Linked DNA regions of Homo sapiens: region 2 is linked to region 1. Evidence: read pairs that join two places in POLR2A ChIA-PET (ENCODE). Cell type or tissue: A673. All regions are shown on one strand.

Region 1 (2,500 bases):
CTGTGTGGACTCCCAGTCTTGAGCTTGCCAAATGCCAGCCTTTGGGGGCACCTCATGAGCACCAGGAGTTGTGCTTATGGTAGACACAGCACGGGTTGCCCACCCATGACTCCTTCGCTGACGGGATTCAGTTTTGTTGGTTGTGCATCTACTCAGGAGCTCAGGGACGGTGGCTATTCCTCGCCCCGGCTTCAGAGTGAGTTATAGGTCCAAGCCAACTGCAGTCATTCTCATTCCTCCATCAGTGACTGGTTTGGAATTATAGATGTAACGCCATCTTGGCCAATAAGAAGTCTGCAGATCTGCAGGGGGGAAATTTGGGAACAATTTTCTCCATCATGAAAGGAGACACAGGGGAAAAAATGCCCTCCTCCTCTTTGCTTGATTTTATCATGTCCCAGTGTGATGCCTGGAGCCACAGCAGCTGTCTTGAAACCATGAGGAGACATGTCCATAAATTGCTGAGAATGGCATAGCAGGAAGAAGAAAAGAATGTGAATCACTGGTTACATCTTTATGCCTCCAAATGAAACAACCCTGTTAAATAAAATTATAAGTCCTCTAGCTTTTTTTTCCCTCCTTTAGTCAAGTGTTCTGCTCCTTGCGGCTGAAAACATTCTGACTGAGAAAGTGTTCTTATGCACTATCTCACTTAATCCTCTCGTAAACCTCTGAGGTTGATATTACTATTATAGCCATTTTACAATAAAGAAACGGAGGCTTTTGGCAGTAAACGACTTTTCCAAGGTCACAAGGACAGTGAGTTACAGAGCTGGGATTGGAGTCAAGGCTCAAGGGTTGATCTGAGAGTGCAACTGAGCTATACCACAATTTCCTTTTAAAAGTCTTTCCCCTAACACGTTTTTAGTAGGGAACCATAACCCTGTTCTTATTTTTCTCTGGAAAACTGTGATTATGGTTGGTGGGAAATTTAGAGTGGGCTGCGTTTCTTTGTACACAGTTAATGGCTTTGATTATATGTTTCTGGCTTCTTTATTCTGAGAAAGGCTGCCATTGGCTGTGCAATATAATCAAATCATTTCTTATGTAAACAGCCATCTGGCACAGAGCCAGGGCAGTTCCATCAGCAGGAAGGTGAAAATGAAACTGTGTTGCCAGCCCCGGAAAGCAATCTGCTATTCAGCAGGAAAAGATCAAGGGTTAATGACATGGAGTTGGGCAAAGGCTGTTGCTGTGGCTCTGAGCATTATCAGGAGGCGGGGAACAAAGAATGGTTGTTAAATGGGTTTGTTACAAAAGTTATTTCCTAATGTAATTCATGCAATGCTTGCCAAACACCAGGCATATCCTTAGAAAGCAGAAGGGAACAAAAGGAAGGAAGGAAGGAAGGAAGGAAGGGAGGGAGGGAGGGGAAGGAGGGAGGGAGGGAGACTTTTATAGTCAATTATAAGACTCTTAGAAAGAATTACTATCCTTAATATACAAAGAGTTCTTGCAAAACAATAAGAAGAGGTAAACACCGTATTAAAAACCCACTATTCTGGCAGGCGAGGCAGCTCATGCCTATAATCCCAGCACTTTGGGAGGCCGAGGTGGAAGGATTGCTTGAGCCCAGGAGTTTAAGACCAGCCTGGGTAACACAGAAAGATCTCATCTCTACAAAAAATAAGGAAAATTAGACAGGTGTGGTGGCATATGCCTGTAGTCCCAGCTACTTGGGAGGCTGATGTAGGAGCTGAGATGGTGCCACTGCACTCCAGCCTGGGAGACAAAGGGAGACACTGCCTCAGAAAAAAAGAAAAAAAAGTATGAAGACAAGTTCCACCCCACCAGTTATCAATGATAAGCTACAATGATATGTCATTTTCTGCCTATCAGATTAGAAAAGACAAAAAAGATTGGCAACTCTCAGTGTTGCAGAGTATGGGATAATGGGGATTCTCATACTGTCCCGAACGGACTCTACAAGGGTCTCTGGGAGCAGAATGGCAACAAGCACCATGCTGTTCACTGGGCAGAAATTTTAAAGCAACCTGGAAATTTAACTTGGGGGCATTTATTCTAATAGGCCAAGTAGTCTCTACGGGGAAGGTCGTTCATTGCAGCATTGTTTATAATAGTGAAAAATTGGGGGAAAAAATTCTGAAATGCCAAACTACAGAAGATTCATTAAGCAAACAATAGTCCTCATATAATGAAATGCTGTATTAAAAATTTATGAAATTGCATTAAATAAATATAAAACATTGTGTTAAGCTGTATTAAAAATACTCATTAAAATGGCAATATAGAGGGCCGGGTGTGGTGGCTCACACTTGTAATCCCAGCACTTTGGAAGGCCAAGGCGGGTGGATCACAAGGGCAGGAGTTTGAGACCAGCCTGACGAACATGGCAAAACCCCATCTCTACTAAAAATTCAAAAATTAGCCGGGCGTGGTGACGGGCGCCTGTAATCCCAGCTACTCGGGAGGCTGAGGCAGGAGAATGGCTTGAACCTGGGAGGCGGAGGCTGCAGTGAGCCGAGATCATGCCACTACA
Region 2 (2,500 bases), 410 kb before region 1:
TGCAGTGAGCCGAGATTGCACCATTGCACTCCAGCCTGGTGACAGGGCAAGATTCTGTCAAGAAAGAAAGAGAAAGGAAGGGAGGGAGGGAGGGAAGGAGGAAGGAGGGAAGGAAGGAAGGAAGGAAGGAAGGAAGGAAGGAAGGAAGGAAGGAAGGAAGGAAGGAAGGAAGGAAGGAAGGAAGGAAGGAGAGAGAGAAAATAGAGCAGAATAAATGACTAAATCCAAAAGTTGCTTCTTTGGAGGGGGGAAAAATGAAACAAAAAGCAAGCTAACCTAATCAAGAAAAGAAGGCAAAAGGCTCAAATGCACAAAATAAGAAATGATTAGGGGGAAATAACTATAGAAATAGAAGAAATGTAAATAATAATAGGAGACTGTTCTGCTTACATTTGAAATTTACAACTTGGATACGATGGCTAATTTCCTGGGAAAATATAATTTGGAAAGGCAGAAAATTTAAATAGACTGATTTCTTTAGGAGAATAACAACCCAAGAGAACACAGAATGAAAAAAAAGACACAAATTATAAGATAAAGTACTAGGCATATGCCACGTCAGAGATTTACAAGACTTACATTAGGTAAATTGTAAATAGTCCTGAGGAGAGGAGTCTGTCCAAATGAAAATGCTTATCATGTCCTTCCTAAAGTAATAGATAGATTTAATGTCACCCAAATAAAACAGGACAGGCATGGTGGCTCATGCTTGTGATCTCAGCACTTTGGGAAGCTGAGGCAGATGAATCCCTTGAGACCAGGAATTCGAGACCAGCCTGGTCAGCTTGGTGAAACCCCATCTCTACTAAAAATACAAAAATTGGCCAGACTTGGTGGTGCATGCCTGTAATCCCAGCTACGGGAAGCTGAGGCAGGAGAATCACTTGAACTCGGGAGGCGGAGGTTGCAGTGAGCCGGGATCACGCCACTGCATCCAGCCTCGGTGACAGAGCTAGACTCCGTCTCAAAAATAATAATAATAATAATAATAAATAAAATAAAATAATTTTTAAAAAATGGCTGGATACGGTGGCATGCACCTGTGGTCCCAGCTACCCTGGATGCTGAGGTAGGAGGATCACTTGAGCCCAGGAGATGAGGCTGTAGTAAGCTATGATGGCGCCACTGCACTCCAGCCTGGGTGACAATGAGAGACTGAGACCCTGTCTCAAAACAAAGAGGAAAAACAATGACGGGGACATGGTTGGGAGAATAATGGTCCTCCAGAGTTGTCCACTTCCTGATGCCCGGAGCCTGTGAATATGCTCTTACCTGGCAAGAGGGAATGAAGGTTGCAGGTGGAACTTAGGTTGCTGGTCAGTTACTGCTGAGATGGGCAGATTATCCAGGTGAGCCCATTATAACCACAGGGATTCTTGGAAGCGGAAGAGGGAGGCAGCGTGAGAAAGACTCAGCCAGCCACTGAGGGCTCTGAAGGAAGGAAAGCAAGAGCCAGGGAACACCCGGCTGCCTGCAGAGGCTGGAAAGGGCAGAGAGCAGAGCCTCCCTGACAGTCTCCAGAGAGGAGACTTCACAATCCTGTGGACACCTTCATTCTAGTCCATGAGAACCCTTTTGGACTTCTGCCCTCCAGAAATGTAAGATATTAAATCTATGTTGTTTTAAGCTATTAAGTTACAGAAACAATAGTAAACTAAGATAGGAGGTTAGACCTACCCAATATTAAAACTCGCTATAAATCCTCAATAATTAAAATGGTATGGAAATGGGTGGGGGTGGTGGTTCATGCCTGTAATCTCAGCACTTTGGGAGGCCAGGACAGGTGGATCACTGGAGGCCAGGAGTTCGAGACCAGCCTGGCCAACATAGCAAAACCCCGTCTCTACTAAAAATACAAAAAAATTCGTTGGGTGTGGTGGCCTGCACTTGTAATTCCAGCTACTATGGAGGCTGAGGCACGAGAATCGCTTGAACCTGGGAGGTGGAGGTTGCAATGAGCTGAGATCGTACCACTGCACTCCAGCTGGGGTGACAGAGCCAGACTCTGTCTCAAAAAATGTAGATATATATTTATATATAAATATATGATATATATTTATATATAAATATATGATATATATTAATATATAAATATATGATATATATTAATATATAAATATATGATATATATTAATATATGATATATATTTATATATAAATATATGATATATATTTATATATAAATATATGATATATATTATATATAAATATATGATATATATTTATATATAAATATATGATATATATTTATATATAAATATATGATATATATTTATATATAAATATATGGAATATATTTATATATATGGAATATATTTATATATGAATATATAGAATATATTTATATATATGAATATATAGAATATATATATATGAATATATAGAATATATTTATATTTATATATATATATATATATATATATATATATATATATATATATGGAAATCTTTGGAGAGACAGAATGAGAAAGCAGAATACCAAGTCTAGAGATAGATTTAA

The links. Peaks named below come from ENCODE experiments on the same cell type or tissue, not always from the same donor. Only the 100,000 strongest peaks of a DNase experiment are listed, where the experiment ranks them.
Region 2: POLR2A ChIA-PET joins it to region 1 with 9 read pairs; 2 of 35 experiments call an interaction of 5 or more read pairs at or near these places.

What each region holds. Positions count from the first base shown.
Region 1 is chr20:50,365,396-50,367,895 of GRCh38, reverse strand. LOC105372657 (a long non-coding RNA gene) reads right to left here. Exons shown (of 3, transcript XR_936837.3): 3 at 1-461. Among named protein-coding and RNA genes, the nearest start is that of LINC01271, 45 kb to the right of the region's middle. In A673, no CTCF peak of the experiment used is centred here; DNase peaks (open chromatin) are centred at 405 and 1,175; H3K27ac peaks cover 2,221 bases.
Region 2 is chr20:50,775,516-50,778,015 of GRCh38, reverse strand. No RefSeq gene overlaps it. Among named protein-coding and RNA genes, the nearest start is that of BCAS4, 18 kb to the left of the region's middle. In A673, no CTCF peak of the experiment used is centred here; DNase peaks (open chromatin) are centred at 285, 1,245 and 1,445; H3K4me3 peaks cover 1,364 bases; H3K27ac peaks cover 1,935 bases.